Regions from separate parts of the Mus musculus genome. Here region 2 is linked to region 1. Evidence: chromatin loops called from intact Hi-C (ENCODE). Cell type or tissue: heart. All regions are shown on one strand.

Region 1 (8,000 bases):
GAACCAACGAGGGTCTGCGTGTACCACCGAGAGCTGGGGCTCTTTGGCTAAAGCATTGCATCAGTCAATGATGCTTTAAAGGCCTGGAATTTTTCAAAACCAGTCTTTTATAGTGGTTGGCTCTTCCTCATCACATATAGGCATTAGCTCAAATATTACCTTTTTTTTTAGGGAACCTGGTCAATTTAAGAATTACTCTAGACTAATCTCTTTTTAGCATGTACGACTATCTAGATGACTTATATATGTGTTGGCCGAACAGAACATGGTAGCTTTATGAAGTGCAGCCTTGTCTGGCTCTGCTGCTCACCCTGGTCTCCCTAGCATCCGGGAATGCCTGGGGCATCAGAGCTTTCCTTGATAAGTCTTCCTCTGGGGGGGGGGGGAGGGAGAGAGAGAGAGAGAAACCTGAAAACCCCTAAGATAGCGACCCTCTGGGAGAAGTACTCACACGGGCCTCTGGGGGACAAGAAGACTGGCTCACTGGGGCTGTGTGCTGCCATCACACTGTTGATCCTCCGGCTCCATGATGGTTTTATAGACCCCCTCTGTGAAGTACAATGGTACAGGGTGACTGTCTGGCTGCTGTCTGTTCCCAGGCCTCTCATGTGCATCTCTGGATACAATCCCATCACCCACAGTCATGCTCCAAGGCGGAGGAGGGTAAAGATGGACCCCTAGAAGTCTGATTTGTCAGGGATCTCCTGAGGAGTCTGCAGGTTCCTGAGTCTCCAATTTTATTTTAACATTTCTACAAATTTTGGGCTGAGTATCAACACACCTGTTTGTATTTCTGTTAACACAGGAGCACCTATTTGTGTCACAAGAAAACCGTGCTCTCCTTATGGTGAGTGGCCTCACACTGTGCTCATGTCTTAGGGACATTTACAGTGTGTGACACTCAGTTTTCCTATGTAGTACCCCAGCCTCTATCTGAAACTCAGCACAATTTATTTCTTCCTCAGTGAGCACTCACTGAGCATCTACTATGTACTAGGCTACACTCCATTGAGACTACAAACCATAGATATGACTGGGAACCGGATATGCGTGGCTCCTACCACAATGGGAGTTATCTTTTCAGGACAGAGAAACACAAAAGAACTAGAAACACAGTGTGGTGATTGTTAAACTAAGGGAGGGGAGTCCGGGGGTTAAGGGAAATGAAGAAAGTGTCAAGTGACCATAACGTAGGTGATGGGGTAAGATCTCCTGAGATAAAATGATCTGAAAAACAAGCAGGGTAGAATGTGGGGTGGGAGGTGTTCCAGGCTAGGAAGAGACCATGTCTTGAGGGCAGAGAGGATATGCACCACGGAAGTAGCAATTTGGAATGCGTGGTTAGTGTCATGGAATAGAGTGCTGGTGCGGAAGGGTGTGTGTGTGTTCGCGCACGCATGTGTAGGGAAGCAGGAAAAGGAGAGAGGCTGAACACTCATTGAAGAGCTCACTGGTAAGCCATTGATAATGGAAGGGAAGAGAAAGCCACAGAGGAGCTGAGCATGGTGACCCCCGTCCTCAAGAGAAGCAGAGGTAAGAAGTACTCTGCAAATTCGAGGCCAGTTAGGTTTACGAAGTAAGATTCTGTCTTGAAAACAACAACCATGACAGCTCTCCCCTCTCAAACAAACAAACAACTGCAGGAAAGTCTAACACTTGAGAAGAGTTGGTTTAAAGCTGCATGGCGGGTGAGGTGAGGAGAAGCACCGAGTAAAGCTGGGAGCTGGAGAGTGGCCTCCCCAGGGAAGGAGGAGGTCATGCCAATGGTCATGCCAATGTCCAGTGCCAAACAGTCACACCTGAAAACGTAACTCAGGTAACATTATACGGACTCAACCGGTTATACTGGAGAATAAATATTTATATACAAGTACATATATGCAATAACAATTAATGAAAAAGGGGCCATAAATTTGAATAGTAGGGACAGCTATATAGAAGGTTTGGAGGAAGGAAAGGGATGGGAGAAATACTGTAATTGAATTACAATCTCAATAAGAAGAATTGGTTTATATCTGTTTTTCACATTATATAGTTGATCAGGAACTATACAATTCTCTGCCTGGAAGAAAAACAACAACAACAATAACAACAACAACAACAATGACTTACTAAGATCCAAAAAGAAGAGGAATTAGCAAATTGTGGGTCCTCTAACTGGAGTGAATCCCCATCTTATCTTCTCCCTTTTAGAAGACAATCTTTCCCTCCAAGATAATTTCTCTGTAACTAACTTCCTCCATGGTAGGCAGTTATCTAACTGAAGTCAGTGGGGTTAGAGCATTACCTCAGGGGTCATTACCTCAGGGGTCATTACCTCAGGGGTCAATACCTCAGGGGTCATTACCTCAGGGCTCATACTCATTCCCAACAAAGTCTTAAACACTGAGTATACTTGTGGTCTAGCTGACATTGCTAGTGGTATCATAGTAGAGGCTACTGCTAAAATTTCACCAATGGAAACGAAGCCAATAAAGAATTGGAGAGATTTGATGGGCCGGTTAACGATCATAATCAAAAAGAGTAAAACTATTGGATCATTTATTGAGATACTCTTTGCTTGAGTTTTTAATATCCTCTGGTTGACACAATGATGCAATCCAAACTTCCAGGAGTCCAACCTCTTAGGCAGGGAGTGACACGATTTTGGGTGATGCCGCTAGGTAAGCAAGGGCATATTTATAACCCTGACAAACAGGTACTAGACAGGAGCATTATCTAACTTTGCCACCTATTTAGGCCAGATGTTCCTTTTGTGATAAAAAGCTGGAATGATGCCTGCTGTCAGGCTTCATGAACAGTATGTATGTTGGAGGTGGGTGGGGTGTACTCATTATTCCTTCTGAAGAAGACGCGATCTTTTCTCAAACATCTCTCTCTTTCCAAACATTTGGGCTAAATTTATGTTAAAATTCAAAGCAAGCAGATTTAATGCCGGAGACAAATGATGGCACACAACTTTCCAACTCTGAGCATCTTCCTGGTATGTGGGCGAATGTCATTTCTGGGTACAACGATGCCATCAGAATATTAGTAAGAGAGGCCGACAAGAAATGTTTACAGACTGATAGCAGAACACACTAGCTGTTCCTTTATCTTGCCTCCACCTGACCCTTGAACACGGTGACAAGGACATTTTTACCCCAGGTCAACTGCAGAGACAAAGGCCATACGTTATTATTGCACTTCAATTCTCCTCACCTCTGTTTCCGGAGAGGATTTATAAACAGGCTAGAGCAGTGGTTTCCAAAGTAGGAAAGATGGAAAGATATTCCCTTCCCAAGCTCATCGAATTTTCCCTTCCTATTCTAGGAGACGTTTCTTTCTTTTTTTTTTTTTTTTCAAAATGTCCTTGGCTTTGTCTTTACCTGAGCTTGTATGAAAAGTCCTCTGTGCCACTCCTCTGCCAGCCTCACAGGAAAGGAAAGCCTCCCTGGGAGGGTCAGCTAGGAAAGGACAGCGTGGGAAACCCGAGGAAGCGGCCTCCAAGCAGCCAGTGCCGGCCCTGCGCGGTCGGGTTCCCGGCGCGGCCCCTTTAAGAGCAGGCCCCGTCCCCGCCCTCCTCCTGGCGGGGCTGGCGCTCGGTGGTGGCCGCTACGGTGCTGACAAGATGGCGGCTGGCGGGGCTGTTGCTGTGGCGCCGGAGTGCCGGCTTCTGCCCTACGCGCTGCATAAGTGGAGCTCCTTCTCCTCCACCTACCTTCCCGAGTAAGTGCGGGGCCCCGCGCTCGAGCTGTCGGAGCCGCTCGGTGAGAGCGCGGCCCGCCAGAGCGTGCGGTGTGGGGAGCGGAGCCGAGAGAGGCCCAGGCGGGGCCTGTGACGGGGAACGCGCGGCCTCCGGAGCTTCTCAGTGCGGCGGCCGAGTGCTCCGGCCTGGCGGGCCGAGGCCGGGCTGAGGGCCCGGGAGCGAGCTCCGGGTGGCGGCGGCGAGGCGGGCTTGCGCAGCGGGAGGTGAGGCGGAGCGGAGCGGGGCTCCGGGCCCGGGCCGCGGGCGAGCCTCCCCCGCCGTCGGAGGTGGTCAGGGCGACGACGGGGGCCCGGTCCTTCCCGGACGGCTCGGACAGCGCCGGAGTTCCTGAGCCCGCAGTAAAAGTGCTTAGCTCTGCACGAGTGGCGAGAGAAGTTGGGGAGTCCATCCGCACCCTGGCGAGAACTTGGAGGACTGGCAGAGGGGTGTCTTGGCTTTTTTTGGACGGGGGGGGGGGCTGGAAGTTCTGAAAAAGATAGGGAAGGAGGGCAGGTCTGGGGGCGTGCGGCTTGCCCGAGGGCACCACCAAGTCAGCAGAAATGGCCTTAGGAACACAACGAGGAACGGGTGCAGTTTTCCGTTGCTATTCGAATAAAATTGCTACATCTCCGGAGTGTCCTGAACAGGGAGTGTGTTCCATTCGTATTTTTAAAATTCCTCCCGTTTGTTCAGATTGGATTTCTCGAGTCCAGTCGGTCAGGACTCTGGAAGTTGAAGCTGCGGGTGAAGAGTCAGCCTCCGCGGACTGCCCACCTGCCCTCCTCCTAGTCACCAGGTCAAGGGTTGGCACTGAAGCCTTGTAGCTCCCGCCCAATGAAGGCTGACCTGTGGTCTGATCTGGCCGGTTGTGGCCTGTTGATAGCTGGTACATGGCCACATCTCTGATTGATATTGGAACCCAGCTTTTAATTTGAGGGTGAGCTGGATAAGCACCGACCTTCATTTGAAGTGGACTTGTGGCTGTTCATTCTGTAAACCTCTGTTTTTTTGTTTTTTGTTTTTGTTTTTTTTTGGTAGTTTTTTCTTTTGGAGGTGTGTGTGTGGTTGTTTGTTTTGGAGGCCTTTTTAAGGTTGTTTGTTTTGACTGACTCCTTTGAATCTGAAGATAACATTTTTTTTTGTGTCTAGGTTAGAGAGTTGGTGGTGTGTCACTAACTACCTCGAATGACTTTTTCCACCCCCAGGTCTTTGGTTAGATAACTTACACTTTAGGTTGTCTGCCATCGCTTTACCTTCTGGTGTAGGCATGAGACTGGGATAGCCCAAATCCCAGTTGCATTACCTGTTGTATGGGCATGTTAAGGAGAGAGGCATTTCTAAAAGGAGTCTTGATCTGGTGGGATAGTGGTTTTAGTCAGCCTCCAGTTTGGAGTGGGGACAGCACCTGCTGTTCCAGTTGGACTGCAGCTGGAAGAAGCCATTGCTATAGCTTCCTTAAGGCCACAGAGAAAACAGTTTATTTGCACTTAGTACTTGCACTTAGTGTATCTTGTTTAACCACAAAGACATTTCAAACATATAGTATAGTTTTAATTTTAAAGCCCTTTAGAGTTAAGCAGTCCGGAGTGAAGGAGTGCAGATGAGCATTAGGAAGCTTGGGTTTGAGAACTTTGTTAGGCAGGCTGGTGTGTGTCTGCCTTAGTTGTAAAATTCTTGGTTCTGAACTTAGGTTAGCAAGTATACGTCTTTGTATGACAGGAAGTTTAAGAAAGAGATTGGTTTCCCCGCCCCCTAAAATGACCTCTAATGGGGTGAAACAGTGGAAGGTATTATGAAATGTCTCAAGCAGGTGTGATTTTTTTTTAAGGTCTAGCCAGCTATTTGTTGAAATTGTTCAGCAAAGAACAAATATTTATTGATAGAAATCTAGGCATTTTGGGGTGATGGTAATAATTACAAAAAATGGCAATTACTTATGCCTTTCACATGCTAATCTTTATGAATACTTCAAGTGTTTTAGCTCATTTAAACCTTAACAGTCTTCTAAAGAATCCCAAAAAACTGGGCATGGTGTTGGGCCTGGATGGAGATGCCTGTAATGCAAGCCCTTAGGAAGCAGAAGCAGGAGAATGACAAGTGTAAGGCATCCTGGGCGACATAGTAAAGTAAGGCCAGCCTGGGCTGTGAGATCTGTGTTGTCACCTGTGACCTCAGATCTCCATTTTCCAGATGAGCAAACAGGGATGAGAGGTTCAAATTTGCCTCTGGTCATCCACCTAGGTGAGGACAGAGCTGAATCCAGAGGACCTGCTCCACAGTTCTCCACCCAGTGTGCTTTCTTGACTGCTTTTGTCTGAGGGTTTGTAGAGATTAGAGGGGATTCTGTTAAAGGCGCTTGTGTTAAGTTGTTTATAGACACATACCGGCTGGAGAGAGTTTGTGAACAAGCTTGAGGACCTGAGTTCAAATGCTAACATAGACAGTCTTCAGTCTTGTATGGTGCACTTGTGACCCCATTGCTCTTGGTGGGGTAGAGACGGGAGGATCCCTGGGGCTAACTGGGTACCAGCTTCTAGGTTCAGCGAGAAAAGGAACAAGGCAGAGAGTGATAGAGTAGGCTACCCTGGGTCCTCCTCTGGCCTCTCGGGTGCACAAACACAGTTATCTCTGTACACATAGGTGCATATATACTACATATGGCTAGAACCCTCCCTCCCACCCCCATGAAGTCATGAAAAGGATTTCAATCTCAGATTTCTTTCTAGGACTTCTATTTTTTTTCTAATGCAAAAAAAACTATTTGGACCTTAAAATGTTAAAACAGGTCTAGTTAAAGATCACACTTTTTTTTTTAAGTTTAATGCTAACACATTGGCCTTTTATTTTTCAGTGTGTTTAAATGGATCTTCCTTTATTTTACTTTTTCTTCTGAAATGTATTCCTAATTTTGGAATTAAGAGAGGTACATGTAAGTGACACATGATATGATAACATACTACATGTAAAACCATTTTATAAATCATTGATCTGTATTCTTGACTGTTTATTGTTGTAGGTTATAGCGATGCTGGTGATAGTTTGTTGGGTGTTTGGTGTTCCTGAGCTGCTTTGTTCATATAGTGTTTTTATTCTTAAGCTCAGTGTGCAGTGAGCTTCCTATGTTCTGCAGCTGAGGAAGCTGAGGTCAATATGTATGGACTTGCCCACAGCATACAGCTTTCCAGGGGCCTCTTACACGTTCTTATTTTAAAACAACTCCACCAATAACAAGCAATTATTAAGTGTCTTCTGTTCTCAGATTGTTCTGTGCAATTAGATATGTTTAGTATTCGCCCCAACTCCAGTATGAGTGTGATATTATATTTTACAGCTAGGGAATGGAAGATTTAGAGAGGTTAACTAGTTTAGGTCTGGGGTCTAAGAGCATTGGAGAGAGGACTCTGGTCCCGGGCTTTCTGACTTCCCTTCACAAGCTCCGTGAGCTGCTTCACTGTGTGATATGGCTGCTCTGTGCTTACAGACAGGATTTGCTTGGGTCACTTCTCCAGCTCTGCACTCTGTAGCACACAGCTTGGCTTCTAGGCTCATCTACCTCCGCTCCATTGCTCTTGTTGATCTTGGTGGACATCCCATGGTACTGGCATCTCCAAAACTGCTGGGGTCTTGCTGCAACTAGACTACACTTTAACAACTAGCCTCTCATAGGCTCTCTTCATGGTGCCAAGCCTCAGCTGCTCTCATGACCCCTTCATGTCTTCAATCTAGGGTCTAGGGTGACTCTTACACAGTCTGGCCACCAACATGAGATTCTTCCTTGGCTGTCTCTGGAACACAGCTTCTTTGTTCTCTCAGAAATTACTTCCCAGAAGATTTCACTCACTGATGCTGGTCTTTTCTTAATCACCGCTAATTTCTTAGCTCCAGCTAACCAGCATCACTTGTCCCTGTGTGTGCTAGGCAAGTCCTCTTTCATTGAGCTACATCCCTGGTTTTATTGGTTGTTAATATTTTCTTTCTTTCTCTCTCTCTCTCTCTCTTTTATAACAGAGAGGTGTACCTCGGTAATTCTGTGGTTATGAATCTGAATTTTTCCTTTTAGTTCTTTAAGAACTGTATGTTTTGAAGTCATTACTAGATGTATACAGACTTACAGCTTTATCATTCTAGTAAATTGGGCCTTTGAAAGTTATAATATGTCCCTTTTTATCTCTAATAATAACATGTGCTTCTTGCCTTTACCATCTACTTGGTGTAGTTCTGTCTTCCTTACTTGAGCTACTTTTTGTTGGTTGTAGCCTTTGCTTAGTTTTTC
Region 2 (8,000 bases), 180 kb before region 1:
TTACCGCCCGGGCTCGAGCCCTGAGCCGGAAACGGTCTCCCGGGAGCGGGCGCGTGAGTGCGCACCCACCCGCGGCGCGGCTCTGCGTGGGCAGTGAGCAAAGGGCCACGGCGGCTGCGTGTCACCCCCGTCACGACTCTTGCTACGCACTTCGCCCCCAGCCTTCAGCTCGCGAGCTGCCGCGGACCCCTCACGTGGCCGCCTCCTCCCTGACACGCCGTGCCGAGCAAGCCGTGGCTGCGGACCCAGGCGCTCCGGAGTCTTGTCCCCACCCCGCCTCGGACGTCACCCGCCTCGGACCACCCAACCCACACCTTCCGCCCCGGGCGCGCGCGGGAGGGGGTAGATAGCTCCAAGCTGTCAGAAGCCTACAGTGTGTGCCACATGACGAAGCTCGCCCTCGTCCTCGACACTCACGCAGCAGCTTCGCTGCGAGCTGAAACAGACATATTGGGGGGGGGGGACCTGTCTTGATTTTTCTCTTGGTTTTAAAAGCAACCCCCCCCATACATAAGCGTTAGACTTAGCTCTACCTACGCACTCGCTTTGCCTCCCCCATGGTCTCCTACCAAATCCAAGCGACTTACCAAATCCAAATGCCCACCCTACACACCTGCTAGGTAACCTGCCTTCTGGAACCTCAAAGCCCCACCCATCCCGCCTGTGGGGGCAACCTGTGGTGGGGGGGAGTGAGGCAACACGATTAGGTAGTGATAGAGAGGGGGGACATACAACCCCCCATCTCCAGAGCAAGAGGACGCATCCTGCTTCCCTCCGCCAAAATAATAGCCGAAGTCAAAGCTCCGGCTTCCCAGGGGCTGCCTCTCCCCCCACCTTCCCCCTAGAACCAAAACGTCGCGTCCCTCCCAACCGCTCGCCCCCAGCCCTTACTTCTTGTTGACGGCCGAGGTGGGGGGGCGTGGGAGCCATGCATGAGTTGCCTCTAGGTTCGGGATGTTGGTCTCCTCTGAGTGAAGAGGTGGGATCTCGAAATGGAAACAGTCCTCCCTCCCCCCCCCCAACCCCCCCCCGCCGGTCCCTCCCCTCCTCCTCCTCCTCTTCGTCTGTTTACCTCAAGTTTGAATTTTATCTGCGCAACATTAGCTGGAATGCGGACATTGAAAAAAAAAAAAAAAACCACTCGCTCTCAACCCGGCAGCAGCTCCGGAGGAGCCATGTGGCATCAAGCCACCGCAAAGGGGAAAAAAAAGTGCTCTTAGCAACACAAACATGGCGAAATAGCTCCGACATGCCCGTTTCACGCAGCAACCCTACCTTCCTTCGCTCACCCGCCGAGCATCCTGGCCCGCTGCCTCAGGCCCCTTGTGGGGGACCGTAAGGGGGCCCCGGGGACTGCGAGGGTGGACGTCAAGAGAGTCCACCGGGAAAATAGCACAGATGACGCGCCAACCCATCTGCCTCACCGAGAGTGCGGGGACGCTTTTTCCACCCCCAAGGTGGGAGTTGAGCACCAAATCCTGTCCCCAAGTCCTGCTGGACCCGTTTTCCCCACCCTAAAGAACTTACCTTGAGGCTGAACACTACACCGCTTTGCTCTCTTTTCTGGTTCCTTCCTCTGGAGTGAGGAGGAAAATGATGCGCACGTAGATTCCGAGAGCGTATTCTTCTAGAATTTTCCCATGATGGTTGGTGGGGAGCGATGGGGACTCTGAGACAGGTGCGGGGCTGCCGGCTAAAAGTTGCTCAGCGCACCACGGTGGGCGACAGGGTCCCCGGAGCGGGCGGAGGACCCCCACTCTCTGTCCCTGGCGTCGCCCACTTGTCACGCCAGGCTGCTGCGTGCGCTCGGCTGCAGAGGAGGTGGCGTAGTTTCTCTTTCTCCCACCTCTTCTCACTTGTTTTGTAGCCGTGGGCTCCCCTAATGCTTTCCTCTCCACAATGTTGTTTCATTATATCATGTCCATCATGTGACACCGGAGAGGCCTCTCTATGGAAACTTAAAGGGGCTCCCACGTGACTGCAGCAGCAACAACAGCAGCAGGACCGCCGGCGGCGGCGGCGGCAGCATTTGTACCACCACCCACCAGGAGCCCCTCGAAGCATCCCGAAGGGGCTTGTGGCGCTGCGAAAGCCCAGATAAGGGAGCCACTGCATCCGGGAGCTATGGCGTCGGTGCGTGCGTGGAGCCAGTGCTCATTACACAGCAAGCGGAACAGGAGCGTCCTTAAATCCTTTCCTGCAGTCACCAAGCCCACGCTCTGTTAAAATGACATTTCGTGGTTCCTACTTTATTTTCCCCCAAGAGCTGTGAGTTCCCTATCAGGCCTGATTAAATTTTACAAAGTCAAAAAGAAAAGCCAGATTTGCCCTCTCAGTGAGCTCACTCGCAGATCGTTGGTAGAACAGAAATGCCCAGAAAATAACAACCAGAACCGGGCATTTGGTCCATAATTACCATCACTACCAGTTTCGGAGCTTTCTGGAATTACATTCCTCCGGTAACTGTTGATGATGCTCTCAAGAGGCAAAATGCAAGGCAGTTTTTCTCTTCCGCGGCTATATTAGGGCTTTGTTGCTGACAACAGTAAAAACTTGTTTGTGTCAGGAAGTGAGGTATGAAGCCATGACCTGTAAGGTACAGACAAAACCAAAGTGGCAGTTTGGGCACTACTTTTCTGACCACATTCTTCCAAATGGTGACAAGATGACTGCCATAAAATGCGTGCTTGGTTGGAAATAAGATGATCAGGGAAACATGCTTATCCCTTAATCATACTGTGCATGCTACACACTAGAAATTATATATACATATATATGCGTGTGTGTGGACAGAGCGCAAACGTGCATTTTCCTGATATTCCAAACCACCAATTCTGTCCCCACTGCTAGCATTTAACTTAAGTATTAGCGTTTAAAGGCTTATTCGTGTCTAGTGATGTATGGAAACTAAGTTTGAAGTCCTTAGTCTTAATGACTTGCAATGTATGTGTGTGCAAGGTGTGTGGGGGGGGGGGTCTACTTCGAATCGCAATTCTCTGTCTCTACATTTTTATGTACCATGGAAAAACATCCTATAAGTAAAATCTATGATTAAATTGCTATTTTTCTGTTGGTTCACACTTTTCCGTCTTTATAAGGAAAACGGGGTTGGCAGAATTGTGGAAAAAGGATAAGAAAACACTAACTCAGTAACTGAGGAGTGGGATGGGAGAGGACCAACATTCCGGCCTGGCCTTGATTATCCGTCTCTCTCCATCACTTATGAATGCATTAGGTCTCCCTCTAATTCTAACACCCATCCTTATGGCCTTCTAACCTCAAGTCTAATTCTTTCATCCTTTTAACCCTCTTTTGCCTGGACCGCCCAGCTCAGGCTCTTTGCTTATGTACCCAGCTCAGGCCTTCCCAAATACTTAACCCCACCACCACCAGCAGCAGCAGCAGCAGGAAGAAGCAGCTGGTTCTCTTCTCAGCAACCTTACCCCCTTACCTCTCTTTGACCTCCTTTAATCTCCTCCACAGCCTGGCCCTTGACTTCACAGATTCCTCTTACCTTTCTTCACCTGAAATGGCCTGCCCTTTACTGGGGTCTCCTTTACCCCTCCTCTCTGGTCCCATCCCTTCTGCGGGCGAACCCCAGCATTCCTCCACGGCTCGGCCTGGTCAGCTTGAACCACATTTTGTCGGCTTGCCCTGGGCAAAGAGGGAGTTTATGGTGGAAAGTGGGTCCAAGACTACCCCTGGGTTAGACCCCTGCCTTGCCCCATCCGCTCCTCCCAAGCCCTGGTTGCGGCGCTTCCTGGGCGGATGGTTTGGACTTGCTGCTGCAGCTGCGGTTCTGCTGTGTCATGCAAGAAGGAGGCGGCGGCGGCGGCCGGAGCTGGAGGGGGAGGAGGGGAGGAACCTGATCCTCGGTAGCGAAGGGCTGGAGGCAAACACCGAGCTCCCCCTGAGCCGCCTGGGAGCAGGGAGGGTTCTGCTACCCTGAGGGGCCCTCCCCGCGGGGCAGAGGGTAAGTGGGGAGGCGCAGGTGGTCGCCTTGGGAAGGGAGCGCGCAGGGGGGTTAGGTGGGACGGCGGGACCGCTAGGAGCTACCCGAGCCCCAAGGAGTCAAGTGTCCGACTAATAGGAGCCCAGGCTATAGAAGAGTTGGTCTGCCAGTAGCAGCAAGAACTATTTGCCTAATGACAGTTGTCCTTAGCCACACGGTGGGTGGAGTTGTAGATCCCGAACTCAGGACCCATCTAAAGGCAATGATTCACGGTTGCAGGAACTTAATCCCAGCAGCCCTGGCGCTGTAGGACACCCTTGAAATGAAAAGGCCAACACACCCCAGGTTCCTCTAGCCTTTCTGGACTTTCTGGGTTGTCTTCTTCAAATCTAGGGGAAAGGCTGGGAAACTGGCCCAACCCCACTTTAGCCACAAAAATAACGCTCTTGGCCGGTGGCCCTAGACAAGCAGCCTCTGGTGCAATTAAACAATCAATAGGAAAAAGCCCACCCTCCTCCCTTCTTCACCAGCTCCTTCCACCAAGGTAATTCATGGGGCTTAAAGGAGAAAGAAAATGTGGTATATGTTGCCCTATCCAAGCTGTCAGTCAGTCTGCCACTACACAAATGGCCACCTGTACACTCCAGGGTTCACCCTGCCTTCAGAGGGATGCTTGTGAGAGACACAACAATACTGCTCCAGGTAGCAAGAGGAGACCACCTTAAACTCCCGACAATTTCACCTCCATTGCCCCTTCTCCCCCCTCCCCCGCCCCCCAGGGGAATTGGAAACCTAGACTTGAGAGCAATGAACTGTAGAGACAGGCTGGGCACATAGGAACACTGCTCTTTCACCTGCCCGCAGTTCTCAGGACAGCAATTATTGTTATTATTATTATTATTATTATTATTATTATTATTATCTTATGTTCCTTTCCATGTCCCTCCTGGAAATCTCAAGAAGCACTTTCTGGAACGTTTTAATGTCAGTCGTACATTTAGAAGTAGGGGTTGAGGGGATTAACGGAAAGGCTAATGACTGTCTCAAAAGCACATGCGGTTGCTAGGGAACTCATGCTCGTCCCTGCTCTCTAATCACCAGTGCGTTCCAGGGAAATCAAACTGCTCGGGGTGTTATTAAAATGAACGGCATTTGGTTGAAGGCTTCTTTGCTTATGTTGTAGCATCCTGGATTGTTATCGATTGCCTCACACCCACATACCTTGTTTTCCTAATTTGATTTCTGTATTTGCGTCACTGCCAGGGACACTCAGACTAGACCAGTCAGGTTCACTTCCTGTTTCTCAGAACTGGTTTATATTTGGTCTCTGTGCTCTAGCTGGTAAGACATTATCACGCTGATCCTCTTGGAAAGGAATCTTTGCTTTCCGTTGACAACAAATTATCCCAATTAAATGCTAATTCTCGTGGAAAACGTCATTGTAGGAGGGTTAAGGCACTACTGGGATACTTTATTAGCCATTTGAGAAAGCCATTCTTAACATGTAAAGCAAGAAAAACCCATCCCCCCTCCTGCCCCCCCCCAAAAGAAACTTCATTCCCCAGCTTTGGAACTAAAACAAACTCAAGAAGAGAAAATATTTAAATATGATGTTTCCAAAATGAAGCATACAGAAGTACACATTGAAGCTGGAGGAATCATTTGACTAAATAAGGCGTAGAATTGAATTCATTCCAGGCCCAGGAAGGACAAATAAGCGTGGGTTGGCATTGTGGCCCGGAGAGTACAAAGTGTGACTGAGAGGCTACTTTACAAATAGGAAATCCCATCACCTTGTGAACTAAATGTCTCCTTTACTGATTCCCCTATGTCCCTGATAAGGCAGCCTTGCTTTTTATATTTTTGCTTCGAGTTCCTTCCTCTTTATAACAAGAATATCACCAAGGCAATAGCAGAAAGATAAGACTATGTAAATAAGTAGGTTCTGATGGAGATAATTTGTTTGATGAAAAATAAAGCACACATGGCATTGAAGAAAGATTGGTTTCCACTTCGGTGCACAGAGGTGAGCTTAGGGCAGCCATCTTGGGTCTTTGCATGTCCGTATCCCAATGGAAGCTTCTAGAGATCTCAATGTTGATTTCAATTTTAATTTTTAGCTGTTAGATTTTTTTTTAAATGTACATTGGTGTTGTGCCTACATGCCTGTCTGTGTGAAAAGACATGTATATCTGCATAAGGGTGTCAGATCCCCTGGAACTAGAGTTACAGACAGGTGTGAGTTGCCATGTGGGCTCTGGGAATTAAATCCGGGTCCTTTGGAAGAACAGCCAGTGTTCTTAGCCACTGAACTTTCTCTCCAGCCCCTAGCCTTTAATGCCTAGCTATAAAGATTGGGAATTTGGGGTGTGGGGTGCTCATGTAAAAGGTGATTTATTGTTAATACATTGAGTTTTAATGTCAGTTGCCACATAAGTAAGATCTACCTTGTTTCCTATGCATTTCTTCTCTCTTCGTCTTGTAGTGGTATAGAAGCAACAGACTGAAAGGTGCAAGAGTTTGTGAGACTAAAGACCTCAGTTAACTCCAGATGCAATTAACCCCTAATGCCTCCATCATCAAAGTGGAGGGATGATGGAGGAAGGATATTCAAAAACAGTTATCCATTGGATCCTGATGAAGCCAAACATCTATCTGTGCACGCTTTAATTAGCAACAGATAGAAACACACCCAGTTGTAATGTAGAACCCCTCAAATTCAACACATTAAAAAGAATAGTGTGGAGAAATATGAGATTTGTGCTGGAAAGAAAAGTCCTGACTTTGAAACCCAACTCTGTTACTCAATTCATTATTGAGTGCTTGCTGTGGCCCTAGAAATACAAGGATCAATAAAACACGGCTAAGATGGCCTGCAGGATCTTCTACCGTGAGGAGGCACATGAAAACACAGTCAGTCATACAGTAGTGAGATGACATATACAGGGGAACTCAAAGGAGGTGCTTAGCTACAGAAGTGAGCAAACCAACCAGAAAAATATAATAAAGGGAGGGATATTCCAGGCCCACCCCACTCAAAGCACTGTATGTCAAGAATTTAAGATTTAAAAAGCACATTCACGGAGCTGAGCCTAGAGGATGGTGTCCAGCAAGTAAAAGATGCTCCACAAATATTTACATCACATGAATGCATAGCAGAAGTCTGGAAAGATAAGCAGGCTTCTGTGTAGTGAAAGGCTTTGTCTTTCAAAGACGTTTGGGATTACTCTAAAGCCAGTAGAAAGCTGTTGGTTAATATATATTGCGTATTTATGTGTACCCGAGTGTATGGATGTACACCACTTGAATGTAGGAGCCAGAGGAGATCAGGAGATGGTGTTAGGTATCCATGGAGCTGAAGTTACAGGCAGTTGTGAGCCACCGTGTGGGTACTGGGAACCAAACTTGGGTTAATTTAAGTTAATTCATTTTAAGGAACACTCTGACATAATCACATGGCCACTTTAGAAAGTGGCATACTTTGATAGTGACACTGTAAGCCAGGGGATTCGTTAAAAGTTTGTCTCGGAATCACAAGAAAAAAAGGGGGAGGGAGAACCTCTTAAACGAAGGCAGCAAGAAAGGAAATAGAGAGAGAGAAAGGATTCAATAAGTAAGGCAAGTGATTCTGATTATTGATTGTCTCTGCATGATTGAGAGATGGTGGGAGAATTATGATTTAGGTAAACAGGATGACAGGATGGCAGGATAGTAGGAGTATCAGTCACCAAGAGAGAGACCTTAGGAAGAAAAGTAGGCCACAGAGAGCAGGACCTTAGCTTAATTTTAAACCTACTGAGGTGAAGTGCCTGTGGGATATCAGAGCGAAGCTGGGTGCTGCTTACCAGAGGAAGCTGAGACTCAGGAGACATCTGTGTTAGCATCATCAGAGTAAGTGAGAGTCCATAGTTGTTCATGGAATCCCCCAAAAGAGAGGGTGTAGAGGACAAGAAGAGTCATAGCAACACCATTGAAAAAGGCAAGGAAGGGCAGGTGCAGGGACAGAATAGAAGGTAGAAGCAACAGGAGCTGCGGGTGTTAGATGATT

Evidence for each region. Peaks named below come from ENCODE experiments on the same cell type or tissue, not always from the same donor. Only the 100,000 strongest peaks of a DNase experiment are listed, where the experiment ranks them.
Region 2: a loop joins it to region 1, with 2.2 times the contacts of the local background. A loop is called at or near these places in 16 of 42 quality-filtered maps.

What each region holds. Positions count from the first base shown.
Region 1 is chr6:31,395,247-31,403,246 of GRCm38, forward strand. Mkln1 (muskelin 1, intracellular mediator containing kelch motifs) reads left to right here and starts at 3,582. Exons shown (of 18, transcript NM_013791.2): 1 at 3,582-3,708. The coding sequence starts at 3,611. Mkln1os (muskelin 1, intracellular mediator containing kelch motifs, opposite strand) reads right to left here and starts at 3,527. Exons shown (of 3, transcript NR_040300.1): 1 at 3,369-3,527; 2 at 452-548. In heart, a CTCF peak has its summit at 3,552; DNase peaks (open chromatin) are centred at 3,555 and 4,545; H3K4me3 peaks cover 2,413 bases; H3K27ac peaks cover 2,286 bases.
Region 2 is chr6:31,216,547-31,224,546 of GRCm38, forward strand. Lncpint (long non-protein coding RNA, Trp53 induced transcript) reads right to left here and starts at 1,928. Exons shown (of 4, transcript NR_110471.1): 1 at 1,528-1,928. 2210408F21Rik (RIKEN cDNA 2210408F21 gene) reads left to right here and starts at 3,805. Exons shown (of 6, transcript NR_040262.1): 1 at 3,805-3,973. In heart, no CTCF peak of the experiment used is centred here; DNase peaks (open chromatin) are centred at 295, 865, 1,875, 3,815 and 3 weaker places; H3K4me3 peaks cover 3,693 bases; H3K27ac peaks cover 2,885 bases; H3K27me3 peaks cover 4,266 bases.